Linked DNA regions of Homo sapiens: all the other regions are linked to region 2. Evidence: read pairs that join two places in POLR2A ChIA-PET (ENCODE). Cell type or tissue: MCF 10A. All regions are shown on one strand.

Region 1 (5,000 bases), 57 kb after region 2:
GCCTATACCATCTTGTCTGGACAATAAGTCACTAATTAATAGTGTAGACACAATTCCTAGAAATAAATGTATTATTTGTTAAATTATCTTTAGGAGATGTGGGGTTGTCTGGAACATACAAATATACTAAATTACTTGTAGGGAATTGCTCATAACAAATGAGCTGAGATGCTGCTTGTTGTGAAACATACCACTTTACACAAATATGCTTCTAATCATGCATTGATATGTAACTAGAACAGAATTGACATATAGTAGGTGCTCAAGAAATACATGTTGAATGAATAAAATAATGGGTAAAAATTAAGGACTCTCATCCCCAATTTTATTTGATAATTCAGATGGTTTAAGTAAAGTTTAGATGGTTTGAAATAAATATCACATACATTTTTGCTAGATTTGCCTAGTTATTTCTTTTTCTGATTCTGAACACAGGAAAATCCTTTGTAAATCTGTAGTTAACACATCAAGAAGAAAATCTAAATGTGCCATAACATTGTACTAAACACCGGAGAGTTCTTGAAGAATGAATAATAAGGGTAGCTCCTGAGATCCCGAGACTTCATGCAGAAGAGATTGAGGAGCATCTGTGGTTTGGTGGATTGGTCCAGCTCAGGTCCAACCTTAGCCAAATAGTAATATTAATTAGCAGTAACTTCAGGATGACCTGAATCAGGGACTTCAGGTGGTGGTATGATCTGACCAACGGAGGACAGAGTTCAGACTGATGGCCCCTTCCCGGGAGAGTGCCCTTTGTTTTGTGAAAACACCAGGCTGCATGCAGATGCCTCTACAAGGAAGATAAGAATGTACCAAATGTACCATCTCACACCAAGCTTACATGCTTCTCCCAGTTGACCCAAATAACCCCCCTTTACTTCTGAGCTCTGAGGTTATCCCTGAGAAGTTGCTGCTATAACTCCTCATTGTTCCTCCTCTGTAATGTACTATTTTCCCTTTTCATCTCTTGAGGTGCATTTCCTTTATCAGGCTAGCAAAGCAGTCACAGCCCTTTTCTGAGTGGGCACCACTGTTGATCATCTCTTGAATCTCTTGTTCCGGGAGACAGCTGGGTCACCCAGAGCATTCATGGCCCCTTCCCAGGGACCTGATTTTCGTCCTTGACAGCAGACCCGAGCCAGAGGCTTAGTCTTTCTGCATTCCACTGCTGATGAGCTCCAGCATGAGAAATTAGTGGGGAATGGCACAGGCCTCTGTCTACAGACTTCAAACACTAACAGCAGATGAGGCCTGGTGTTGGTTAAGGGCCATTTGCAATTGCAACTCTTTGTCTCAGCTGTACTTTTTTATGTTTCACATTACCCATTCTGCTCCGCCTCCCTCTCACATTCCCTGGAGATGGATTGTGCAGGCAGACACTGTCTGCAGTACCTCAGTGGGAGATGGAGGCCTGCCTTCACATTGCACATGTGGTGTATTTTTTTTTTCAATGTGAGGAGGCTACAAGTGACCCCTCATCAGTTGGACATTATGCTATTTTTCTGCCATGGCAATAGGCAGGGCTCAGCCCTTAGCACTTTCTGTCTTGGCCCTCTTCTAACCAATAGTGTATTTAGTGAGCCTACAGTATCTACCTGAAGAATAGAGGAATTCGTTGTGCAAAGGCTGGGGTTTCATGCAGGAATCTCAACTGTTGAAATGGGAAAAATTCCCTAATCCCCCTTGCAGGGCGTGCCATGGGAGTGTGGCTTGCTTCTTTGGTGCCCCACAGCTCAAACCCCTAGGGGGATCATGCAGACGGGCAGACCAATTGTGGGGAATGTGGGCTCCGTCCTCAAGGCAGCATCTAGGGTTGAGTGTCTACAGCTCCCAAAGCCCCAGTGGACATGTGTTACTGTGTGCTCTTTCAGTTCAGCTGTCTGCAGGTGGCTTGTGTTAATCAGCTCAATTAGACCCTCTGCCTTATCGCAAAGGCAGAGGGCTTTCTCCATCCCAGTTTCTTGCCTTGGTGTACCAGAAAAATCAGATCACATGTGGGCTTGGAGGATAGGTGCAAGGTTTTATTGAGTGGAGGTAGCCCTCAGCCAGGTGAAAGGGAGGCCAGAAGGGGGACAGAGTAGGCAGTTGGTCTTCCCCTGGAGTCAGGCCGCCTAACATCCAGACTCTCCTCCAACTGCCCCTGACTGAATTTCATGTCGCCCCGTTGCTTACGGCCTGCCGGCATCTGCTGGTGTCTGTCAGTGTGCTCATCTGCTCCACTGTTCCTCTCAACATCCAGCTGCTTGTGTATGTGCCCACTAGGGTCTCAGGGTTTTTATAGGCACAGGATTGGGGGCATGGCGGGCCAGAGTGGTCTTGGAAAATGCAACATTTGGGCGTGAAAACAGGAGTGCCTGTCCTGTCCTCCCCTAGGTCTGTGGGCACAGGCCCGAGGGTGGAGCCCTCACCAGGGACCCTGCCCCTCTCTACCCAGCACTTCCCTGCCCTCCTCCCATATCAGTGAGCAGAGCCACACCAGAAACATATCTTTCGATGGACAACCACATTTCAGAGATGGAATGCTAAGTTCTGGATTAATTATTCCTTCATAGCCAGGGGAAAATGGACAGCTGCCTGCAGATCCTCCCAAGGTGGCTGGACTGAGTCTGTGGGCCAAGCTGCATGGCGACTGGGCTCAGTTGGTCAGAGGTCGTCTGAAGTTGTCAAAAGGATTTTCCCTTTTGACATATGCTGCTCCTTTCCTTACCTTACCATTTCCTAGAATTTTAGCTTGAAAAGTTCTTATGGAACTGCAAGGACATTTTGGGAATAAATTCTTAAGAAAGATACTCTCAGGTTGTGAGAAATGTGTTGGAGGAAGGGAAAAGTTAGCTACAGCATAAATATGGTTCATTTTACTGAAAAAAAGTCAATGTTACTCAAAGTTTTTTTTTTTCCATTTTGAAATAATGTTTTGAAACATGAGGATATATTATGGAGTCACATGGAGAACTTACCTGCATTTCAGTGATAAAACAGGATACTTCAACAGCTTTTAGACTTGACTTTAGGTTGAGTTGAGCTACATCCCCTGGGATGCTAGCCATTGTACCCCATCATAGGGTGCAGAAGCAGAGCACCAACGAAACACCTGGCCTGTGCCTCTTGAGGAATGACCAGCTCAGAGATGGGGACCTCTGTGGGGCTGATGGAGACTGGAGGTAGGAAAGAGGACCCACAAGAGAGGGGATATTGCTGTAATAAAGCACTAAGAAAAACATGAGAATGAGCTCATTAAAAGCTTATCACTTAGAGGTTGCATGTCTAGAAACCTGGCATAGGAGTTCACTAATGAATGGCTCTGTGTGCATTATTTCACAATGAAAATGATCAAGACTCAATCATGAAATGAATCTTTCACTAAATCTGCCTTTTCAGAGAGATTCTGGGTATAAAAGATGAGTCGGCATTATTATAGAATTCCATATAGGATGTGTAATATGTGTTTCATGATACCCTATATTATCTTCTTTAACCTCCAAGATAAGTAGGGACATAAAGCCACTTTAGAGATGAAGAAACTGAGGTTAAAGGGGTTAAGAAACTTGCTCAAGGTGACCTGGCTGGATATAGCAGAGCAGATACCATGATTCCAGTTTCCTTGTGTTTTTTTATCCTGCTTTTCTTCACTATTCTGCATAGCCTCAAACTAAAAAGTGCATGGCAATATGCTTCCATGGCATGCAACTTAGAACATCTTTCGCTTATTAAAGATATAAATATGAATTTGTATGAAGAATGCAGTGAAGAATTTAGAGATGCTAATAATTGTTTACTTGGCATTTTGCAATATATACGTGGAACTTAACAAGCTTTGAAACCTAGGTTTGCATCTAGGTCTAGGGTCTAGGTAAGACCTAAAAGTTTTTGCAACATTCTGCTTTCTCACAGAAATGCAGCTAGGATTTCCATTTGACACCATAATGTATTCTGACGTTTTAACATAAAATTTTCAAGACAAAAAAAAATCTTCAGGTCCTATTGACTTTTTTCAGTAAAATTTGTCCTTGAGGGCTTTTGTGTGTGAAATAAGCAGCCATTTACACTTGGGTAGAGGAGAGGGAGAAGAGCACGGTGGCCTCTTACCCTTGGAAACTATTGGAAGGAACCGCTCAAAGACATCCTATGTGCTGCTTTCAATGACTACATTGGGAGGGTGCTTTGCGTGGTCTAGAGTAGTAGGCCCTCCCACTTCCTTCTGTGCCAACAGCCATGGCTGGGATGCCCATCTCTACAGAGCTCAGATCTTGGCACCAATCTGTGGTCTGGCTACCAACCTACCACCTGCCCAAGTGACAAATGTAGCCTGAAGAGTAGAAATTGAGGACCTCAAAGCAAAGTATCAACAGAAGGTGGATCAGAACTCAACTCTGCTGATTTCTAGCCCAGTCTTGCCTTCACTTGGTTTTATGGTCCTCAGAGATTTAAAGCAAAGTGACCTAAACCCAAGAAATGTTCTTCCCTCCAAAGCAATGTCTGAGGATTAGCCTCTAAATTAAGAAATGTTCCTTCATTTGAAATAATCATTACAGCGGAAGGAGTCCTTGATTTGAACATGGATATGACACTCATTAAAAATTTCATTCTTTCTCCCTCTTTTTAAAATCTGGGTAAATCTGTTTCTCTTTACATTTCTAAATCAGAGGTTGTATGATAGATTTTTCATAAGGCTCCTCTTAGCCAATGAAACTTTCTCTGGCTCATTGTTATTGTAAAATTTTTTTTCCACTTAACATGCACTTATTTGAAAAACAAATCTTGAAATTTTGGCCATTAGGCTTACTGCCTATAAATTTGTCTGCTTGCAGAGACCCTCTCAGGGGTACCCTGCAGGTGCCAAAGTCCTAGCAGCTGTGGCAGTTACACACTGATGAATTTAGGGAATGGAATGGACTTCAGATCCAAGATGACCAATGAGATACACTTTACAACTCAAGCTGAAGCTTATGCTAGAAATTAAAAGGCCTTTATAGATGGCTTTTGTTTTCCCCCTGAGTCTT
Region 2 (5,000 bases):
CTACAGATCTGCAGCTTGATGTTCATTTTTAATGATGCCTTTTGATTAGCAAGTTTTTAATTATAATAAAGTTTAATTGTTTAATGTTTTTATGGTTAATACTCTTTGTGCCTTGTCTAAAAAAATCATTGCTTACTCCAAGATCATGAAGAAACACCTATGTTTTCTTATTCTAGAAGCTTTATAGTTTTAACTCTTACATTTAGGCCTATGATGTATCTCAAATTAATTTTTGTATGTGGTGACAAAGGGGTTGATTTATTTCCTGTGGGCCAGCTTCCACCACCAGGGAGCTAGAATCAATTGTTTAAGTAGACTCTTGTGAACACCCCTGTCTTACTGAAAGAAGGAATATATCCAGGAGCATCACTCAGGCATTTAAGACCCTCTTTAAGACGATGCCAATTTACTTTTGCAACTTTGTAGATCATCACTTTCCTGTATGCACCAGATAATCCAGACAACTGGATTTTCCAACACTGTGTAATTCTTCATTTTATTCCTTATTTCTAGAATTTCCAATCCTTTTTCTTTATCTGCTGATATCCTACTTATCCATCAAGTCCTAACTCAAATGCTTCCTCTTTCATGAAGCCCATACTTATTTACCTGCCATATTTTGTCTAACAGTCTTGACTTTTCATATGCATCTTGCAAGGTTCTGTAAAGCAGGACTTTCTCTTATTAACCTTAAAACTACCTAAAGAAGTTAGTATGTCAAGTTTCACATAGTAGATGCTCAATAAAGAATTATTGAATTGAGTTTTATTCCAGGTTAAGGGTTTGGAAATATCATTTCGTTGTTGAAACTTTCCTCCACAACCTACCTTGTCGGAGATAAAATGCTTCTTATGCTTACTAAACAATTCACAGCAGGATGCAAGCAAACATGACATACTGGGAAAAGTTGTCCCTTACTAATAGAAAAAAAAAATCTCTTTAGAATTCCAACTCAGTAGACCAATCTGGAAACAATTAAAATTCATGCACTAAATATCACTATTGTAAGAGTGTGAGGACATTTTTAATCAGATATCAGTTAATCTACAGGTTTTTTTCTAGGTGTAAGAAAAGAAAAAGAAACCCTGTAGAAAAAATCCAAATTCCTGAGTTGTTTAAAATAAAATAATGTTATAGTTACAACATGCTTTAACTCACAGGTTTAGTAGTGCTGTCCTGTATTTTTGGTCTCTCACTTCAGCCTTACTTATAAAATCTTCCAGATAAGAAAATCACACATAAGGTTCTGTGTTTCTTCACTTCACTAAAAGCAAGTATATTTTCCAATGCCATAGCATTAAAGAAAACATTAGTTGATTAAAAGAATCTAGTCCTTTTACTAGCTACTGTCTTGGGTGCATGCAGTACAAACTAATCTTGGTTAAATTAAGGAAGAAAAAGCAAGGCATTAGCAGGGTACAGAATCTCTTAGAGAATCAATGAGAATGTTAAACACTTAGGCTTCAGAAAGGTCAGGAACACTGTATTTAGACCGAAGAAACTAATGGAATGTTTATTTGGGCAACCACCAATAAGATGAATCAGCTCCAACCCTTTGCTCACTGGTCTCTAGATTTAAATTCCCCGGAGAGAGAGATGGCTAGCCTGGCTTAGATTGCTTGTGCTGTGTCCATAGCTGGGGGAAGGGAAGGACACTGGGATGGACCATATGACAAGGAATGACGGGAAGATTTGCTCCTGGAGGAAAGACTGGGCACCAGTACCAGAAAAAGGGGGAGTGGATGGTGGGTGGTGAAAAACAACAGATGTCTTTTTAAACATCAGTGCATTGTCCCCACCCCTCCATGCTAAGAGTTTGCTCACACTTGGTCAAGAACAAATGTTTCCTGGTAATAAAGGGAATTTTGGAACTTCTAATAAATAATGGAGCATGTGCTTTTCCTGGCACATATTTTACTGTAGCTGCAAATAATGAATTAACTTATCTTTACTCATCAAAGTTGCCCACAAAATAAAAATACTTTTAAACACAAGCAATGATCCACATTTCTACCCCGTTCAAAGAAAACAGATACTCAAGGTAAGGTAGGATGGTGTCACAATAGCTTATTGCCATGTGCATTTGTGTTCTGTCACTTACAGGTGCATGAGGCCCATGATTAAGAGGACAGGGTTATCAGTGAGTTCCATGTAGGGGTTCAAAGGCCAGTACCCCTGCATCCCAACTGGGACAATTCTCCAGGGCCATTTCAGCTTCAGCAGAGCTTCCTGCAGGATTGGCTGTGGCCTTTGGTGAGGTTACATGACAGCAAAATTTCTCCCTGTACCTAATGCTAAATTTCCTTAGCTTAAAAACTTTATGATTTTATAAAAACAATAATGCTCATGCATATGTAACTCACCTGAATTTCCGTTTTTCTTTTCTGTAAAATGGGTCAGTGTTCGGCTCTAAGGGCTGATTGTTTAATAATAAATGTAAATTGTGCTTTATTACCTGTGAGATACTATATAAATATATTATTACTATATTTAAATAGTCTCTCCTTTTTCTTCAGGCAAAACAGAAATATGATGCCTCTCAAGATTCTATAGTAGTCATTGCCTCACTTATTCACCCACAGACTAAAAATATTTCCATGAAAGTGGATACAAAACTTGGCTGAATATTTGCTTGCCTTTCAAAATACTGGTTGTGCAACCTAAAAGCAATGTTTTAGGTGTAGCTGGTACATAAAAATCAGTTCTTGTTTGTTTAAAAGTATTTCCATGTAACAGTTACTTGCAAACAACTCACCCCCCAAAACCAACAAACCCAGTATCATTCATGGAAAGATTTTTTGTAACACTGTCATGCTATTGCATCAGCCTAGTATGCCGTCAGCACTCCTAGAATTTTGGAGATAAACAATATCACCCTTTGGGGTCCTTCCCAACTCAACATTTGTTTTAAATGAACACTAAAAATGTGACAAGAGACCCTCAGTTCATTTCACTTCAGCTGCTTCCACCTTCCCTATGTCCCATGCCTGCCTTCTCATCCACATAAAGTCACAATCTCCAAGCCTGTTGCAGAGTGCCTTTTAACTAACCATCCATTTTGCTCTTGTCCTTGTAAGTTACTGTGATGGTAAATTTTAGGTGTCAGCTTGACTGGCTTAAGGATTACCTAGAGAACTGGTGAAGTATTATTTCTGGGTGTTACCTGACCCCCCAAGCCATAAAGTTGAACATGGACAGCAGCACTCCATCTTCAAGTGGAAATGGTATATATATGATCAGATCTGAGCAGGTCTTGAAGGCACAAGTAAGTCGCATGAAGAAGTGGCCCAAATACCCTTGGTTCCTACTCCTGCCACCCTGCCTTCCCTCTCCCAGCCTGCACCTATGGCCTCGTGAGGAAGAGGAAAAGAAGACTGTGGACTGATTTATAGATGGCTCTGCACAATATGAAGGCACCAGCTGAAAATGGAGAGCTGCAGGACCATAGTCCCTTCCTAGAACATCCCTGAAGGACAGTGGTCAAGGGAAATTTTCCCAATGGGCAGAGCTTTGGCAATGTACTTTGTTATGCACTTTGCTTGGAAAGAGAAATGGCCAGATGTGTGATTATATACTGATCCATGGGCTGTAGCCAATGGTTTGGCCAGATGGGACTTAGAAGGAACATAATAGGAAAATCGGTGGTAAAGAAATCTGGGGAAGATACATGTGTATAGACCTCCATGAGGGGTAAAAGATGTGAATATATTTGTTTCTCATGTGAATGAATACTCACCAAAGGGTAAACTCACAAGAGGAAAACTTTAATAATCAGGTGGGTATGATAACCCAACGTGTGGATACCAGTCAGCCACTTTCCTCAGCCACCCCCTCGTTGGCCAATGGGCTTATGCACAAAGTTGCCATGGTAACAAGGATGGAGGTTATGCATAGGCTCAGCAACATGGACTTCTACTCACTAACACCAACCTGACTGCAGTCACCATTGAGTGCTTTATCTACCAGCAGCAGAGACCAACACTGAGCCCTCTGTATGGCGCTATTCTCTGGGGTGATCAACTGGCTACCTGAAGGCAGATTGATTACACTGGACTAGTTCCATCATAGATGGGAAGTGGTTTATCCCTACTGGAATAGACATTTACTCCAGATGTGGATTTGCCTTTCTTGTATGCAATGCTCCTGCCAAAACTACCATCCGTGAACTCACAAAATGCCTATTCACTAATCACGGTATTCCACTCAGCATTGCTTCTGACCAGGAAACTCAATTCACAGCCAAAGAAGTGTGACAATGGGCTCATGGTCATGGAATTCACTAGTTTTGTTATGTTCTCCATCATCCTGAAGTAGCTGACTTGCTGGAATTATGGAATGGCCCTTTGAAGTTACAGTTACAGCATGAGCTAAGTGACAATACTTTGCAGGGTTAGAACAAGGCTCTTCAGAAGGCTGCATATGCCCTGGATCAGCATTCAACATACAGTATTATTTCCCCCATAGCTAGAATTCATGGGTCTAGGAATCAAAAGATGGGAGTGGCACCAAAATGGGAGGAGCACCACTGACCATTACCTGCTAGAAATCCACCAGCAAAATTTTTGCCATCTGTTTCTATGATTTTATGTTCTGCTGGCCTAGAGGTCTTAGTTTCAGAAGGAAGATTATTTCCTCCAGGAGACACAATGATGAGTCCATTGAACTGAAAGTTAAGACTGCCACCCAGCCTCTTTGGCCTTTTTATGCCAACGAGCTAAGGAGACAGTTTCAGTGTTGGCTGGGGTGATCAATCCCGACTTCCAATGGGGAAGTTGGACCTCTACCCAACAATGGAGGTAAGGAAGAGTATGTCTGGAATACAGGAGCTCCCTTGGGGTATCTTGCATTATTACCATGTTCTGTGATTAAAGTCAATGGGAAATTACAACAACCCAACCCAAGCAGAACGAATGACTCAGACCCTTCAGGAATAAAGGCTTGGGTCTCCCAGCCATGTAACAAACCTTGATCAGCTGAGGTGCTTGCTGAAGGTAAAGGGA
Region 3 (5,000 bases), 100 kb after region 2:
TTCCTTCCTTTTGTTGCTCAGTTAACTCTTAATGATCCTTTAAATCTCAGAGTAAGCATTTGTTCGTCGGGGGAAGTCTTCCCTGACCTTGTAAGTAGCACGGATCCTGTACAGCACCAGTGCTCCTGCCTCAGCACGTGGAACACTGATTTATGACAGTAAGTCATTAATGTCTCTTTACTGCACTAGAGTTTAAACTCCACAAGGGCAGGGAGAATGTTGTCACCACGGTATCCCCAGCCTAATGCCTGGCACATGGTACTTAGACAATTTTTATTAAATGAATGAATGAATGGTGTTTTTAGATGGATATAAACATAAAAAACTTTTGCTGGTGTTGTGAACTGGTCTAAGCTATTTGGTTTTATGGAATAATTAAGTTCTTTAAAAAAATCTCAGTAGCCACCAACTTGCTGGAGGTCATGGGGTTGGTCACTTCCATTCAACCTCGTTAACAGGTTATGACAAAACCAAGTCTCAGATTACATTTGCGCACACAAAAATCACACAATCAGTGTTGTCAACATGATGGTTTTGTAGACCTTTGTGCTTCTTGATTATCTGAGAAAACTGCTTGAAAGTCATGACCTAGACAAATCCAGGAGTATCCTTGAGTGGGATTAATCCATGTATGACGTTTGGAGAATTTTCCTCAGGTTGTAACAACTGAGCTGTTCAGAATTCCAGAGCTCTCTGGACTTTCCAAACTCAGACACTACCTTAAAGCAAAACCATCAAAGCCTATGGTTTTTTAGGCTCCTGATTTATTCCTTTATCCTGGAGTATCACTTTCGTTAAAGCCCAGAATTCTAAGAAAATATAGTGCAATAAAGAATAAAGCAGTTCTTGTGTACACGTGATTATTGTAGAAATAAAGCAAAAAAAATAGAAAGGAACTTCCCTCATTAAAAAACAAAGTTGAAGTCATTGTTCCCTAGCCATATAATAGTCACTCAAAACAATTCAGATCATTGTGATTTATTGTGAACATTCCCCGAGCACCTGAAGGCTGAGCTTCCCTGTGCCTTTAATGAATGAGTCATTATAACTTGTTTGTGTAATACAGAGAGGAAAACAACAAGCTCATATCTCTCTCACACAAATGATAAGGTGACACACACTTAATCAAAATAAAGGACAAATAATTCAGAGGTCAGTTTTCAAAGGAATTTTGAGCAGTGTTCTTTTCAGTTAACAGAGAAAATAAATTTCAGGAAAAGGATATAATAATCATTCAAATTAGATTAATGGTCCAAAACTGGGGGTGATTTTGCACCCTTAAGGGACATTTTTTGGTTGTCACCACTGAGTGACGTCTGGCATCTATTAGGCAGAGACCAAGGATGTGGCAGCTTAGCATCCTACAATGTACAGGACTGCACCTCCCACCCCACCCACCCACTCAGCAAGGAACCCTGGCCCAAGATGTCAATAGTGACACCCCTGAGAAATCCTGGGTTAGATCATAGATGAGGAACGGGTGAAGCTGGGAAGGACCTGCAGATCATTAGATCTGCAGATCATTAGATCTGCAGATCATTAGAACTATTCTGGGTGTCAAGAGACAGTGACTAATACAAGTCACCAGATACCTGTAAGCTGAGCTAAGCCTAAGTTTTTTCTATTTCACCATACTCTTATTATCGACTACATAATCTCGTTTTGTGTCCTTGACGACATGTTGAAAATAAATGAAGGGTGAATTTTATAGTAAGCTGAGGCATTCAAGGAAACAAAGATTTAAAATGTAGCTGATTTTTGAAGTGGGTATTGTAATTTTTATACTTGTCTTTAATACAATCTTTCCTAATTATTTTATTATTCTCTTCTCCTCCATCTTCTTCTTTCCCCACCTCCCCAGTAGTGCTTTCCATCCCTATCAGCATATGACCTTCCATATTTTTTAAGTTTATACAGATATAAAGACATAAACAGGCTGGTCATGGTGGCTCACACCTGTAATCCCAGTGCTTTAGGGGATAAAGGTGGAGGGATTACTTGAGGCTAGGAGTTTGAGACAAGTCTAGACAACACTACAAGATCCTGTCTCTACAAACAAAAAATAATTTAAATTAGCTGGATGTGGTGGCACATGCCTATGGTCACAGCTACTTGGGAGGCTAAGGTGAGAGGCTTACTTAAGCCCAGGAGTTCAAGCCTGCAGTGATTTATGATTGCACCACTGCATCCCAGCCTGGGTGACACAGCAAAACCTTGTCTCTAAAAAGAGAGAGAGAGAGAAAGGATATAAACACATATGTATTACACATATTCCCACATACATTTCTGGCATTTTTGTTTTATAAGTATGGATTCATGTAACACATAATTTCCTACAACTTGCTTTTGTCATTCAAAAATATTTCCTGAGAAGTCTTTTCAAGACAACCATTATAACTTTCTTTCTTCATTTAACAGTGCTTGTCTACCATAATTTATTTCATCATTTCCCTATTGATGGACATTTATTTTTATATTTTATTTTATACTTACTGAAACATGGTAAAATAATATCCTTTTGAAAATATCATTATGTCCTGGTGTTTTTATTCTTATAAGACAGATTCTTAGAAGTGAGATTGCATATTTGGGAGATCCCAGGTGAACCTAGAGGTAAGAGAAGTATCTTGATTAAAACTAGAAACTCTAAGGCTGGTGGTGGTGGCTCACGCCTGTAATCCCAACACTTTGGGAGGCCAAGACAGGTGGATCACTTGAGATCAGGAGTTCAAGACCAGCCTGGCCAACATGGCGAAACCCTGTCTCTACTGAAAATAGGAAAATTAGCTAGGCATAGTGATGCATGCCTGTAATCCCAGCTACTTAGGAGGCTGAGGCAGGAGAATCACTTGAACCCAGGAGGCAGAGATTGCAGTGAGCTGACATCACACCATTACACTCCAGCCTGGGTGACAGAGCGAGACTCCATCTCAAAAAGAAAAAAAAAAAAAAAAAAGAAAAGAAACTCTATAAACGGGAAGATGGATGTTTTAAATTAAATGACACTTGATTTTTAAATTAAAACTTTAAATAAAATTAAATTTACTAAATTAAGTTAAAAATATGTGTGGAAAAATATGAGCAATTTCAACAATGTGTACTTTGGGGAAATGTTTATAATGCAAATAGTAGGCAAGATAAATAATTATTATAATATCCAAATAGCTTTTATTAATTGCTAGAAAATTGAGTAAAGAAAAGTTACATGCAACTCATTGAAAATTATATGCGAATGGCCGCCAAACACATGAAAATATGCTCAAATTCTGTAGAAGCCACAAACCAGCAAATTAAAGTAATGATGTGCTATGACTTTGTACTTACCACACTACCAAAAAATTAAAAAGAATCATAATACTTACTGCTGGCAGAGATGTGATAAAAAAGGATGTTCTCATATATTTCTGATAATAATGCAAATTGCAAGCCAATTTGGAAAACAGACTGGATTAATTTTTATGAATTTTTATCTGGTCACAGAAGCAACTGCTGTTAAAGTGGTTTGGGAAAAGAACAGCTGAAAGAGGTTTCTTTGGCAGCTTAAAATACTAGTGGAACAGCAAAATAAGAGTGAAAAATAAGCTTCAATCAGTATGCACACTTTAACTGCCCAGTGGACAATTCTACCATATCATTCAAGTCAGATATGCAGTAGTTATATCTCTTTCCTGAATTTCTGGATGGTAGTAGAGTGAAGTCTTGGGGAAATCATGGTGGGGAGAGCGTGTCTGATATGTGGATTCCTAAGCTGTGATTCAAGCTGGATTCCAGATACACCAGAATTAAATGCTGGCATGAAAGGGACAAAGCTATCAAGTGCTTGAGGATTCTAACTGTGGCTAAATCTGAAATCAGCTGGTGATAGAAGACACAAAGGCACAGGTAGCAGGGAGAGGATGAGTCTGGAGCAATTCTCATGTCCAGGATACCATCCTTAAAGCCTGGCAACCTGGCCAAGCCTGGGCGGGCCATGTCCAATGAGGGAGGGTGTCCTGGGTGAGAAAAAAGCAAATTCATAGTCTGCACAGGGGATCCGTCTCTTTTTGTTCCTCACTTCTCTTGGTCCCTAGACTCACCACCCTAAATCATGTCTTTGAAAGTCAAAAGAGAAGGAAGAGAGCTCAGGTCCCAGAGGACTAGAATGTGTATCAATTGAAACTCTGCATTGTAACTAATTTCAACTCAAATGAGTACAAATACCGGTAGAAATTATCTATTAAGCCTGTAGCAGAGTGAAGATATTATGGAAACAGTCTCCAAATTTAGGTTTGTCCTAAATTTAGGTTCTCTTATAAATATAAATATAAATGTTCTCTTAAGAACAATAGAATGGGCTATTTTCCACTGGGATCATTTCAGAACATCTGAGGAATATAATCACTATGAATATGTGGGGAAATGTAATGGCAAATTAAGTTTCAGGTCAACTGGGATGAGGGGATAGGATAATCTGTAAGTCCTTTCTCACTCTCTACTTCCAGGCCCAGATGCCAACCTCACCCCTCCCAATCTGGTTTGTAGCACAGGGGACAGGGCAGGCCACAGAACTGTAGAAGGAAGTGAGAGCCTAGTCTCTGTTTCCCTCATTCTTTTTCCCAATAACTGCTGAACAGCCAACACACCTGCCAAAATAATTTGAAAGAAGCCCGGCATTAGAGCAAGGTCTGAGCAAAGTGCAAACTAACAATGGGGCCCTAATATGCAAGACTGTCTAAGCAATCACTGAGATTTATGATATTAATACCCATGATTTTTCATAAAGGCAGCAGAAAAAGGCAGCAGAAGGTGTGCTTCCTACATGCGAGAGTGGAACTTGGCCCAGATCCCCAGTGTTGGCTCCTATAATCAAAGCCAGTAGGCAGCCTCCCCCAGGCAGAGACGAGTACAACTGCAGCCACCCATCCTGGGGTAACAAGGCACTCCTTCTCTGTCCATACTGTAACTATCCAGGCTCTATCACTTAGGTGAGAGTTGTGTTTAGAATGAAGATGTTAATAGTG

What was found. ChIA-PET counts read pairs that join two places held together with the same protein. Peaks named below come from ENCODE experiments on the same cell type or tissue, not always from the same donor. Only the 100,000 strongest peaks of a DNase experiment are listed, where the experiment ranks them.
Region 1: POLR2A ChIA-PET joins it to region 2 with 5 read pairs; 2 of 35 experiments call an interaction of 5 or more read pairs at or near these places.
Region 3: POLR2A ChIA-PET joins it to region 2 with 5 read pairs; 3 of 35 experiments call an interaction of 5 or more read pairs at or near these places.

Annotation. Positions count from the first base shown.
Region 1 is chr1:221,370,592-221,375,591 of GRCh38, forward strand. All of the region lies in intron 2 of LOC105372932 (a long non-coding RNA gene), which reads left to right. Among named protein-coding and RNA genes, the nearest start is that of LINC02817, 37 kb to the left of the region's middle. In MCF 10A, no CTCF peak of the experiment used is centred here; no DNase peak of the experiment used is centred here.
Region 2 is chr1:221,313,897-221,318,896 of GRCh38, forward strand. The region is part of intron 2 of LOC105372932 (a long non-coding RNA gene); the gene reads left to right. Among named protein-coding and RNA genes, the nearest start is that of LINC02817, 20 kb to the right of the region's middle. In MCF 10A, no CTCF peak of the experiment used is centred here; DNase peaks (open chromatin) are centred at 1,575 and 2,695.
Region 3 is chr1:221,414,787-221,419,786 of GRCh38, forward strand. All of the region lies in intron 3 of LOC105372932 (a long non-coding RNA gene), which reads left to right. Among named protein-coding and RNA genes, the nearest start is that of LINC02817, 81 kb to the left of the region's middle. In MCF 10A, no CTCF peak of the experiment used is centred here; no DNase peak of the experiment used is centred here.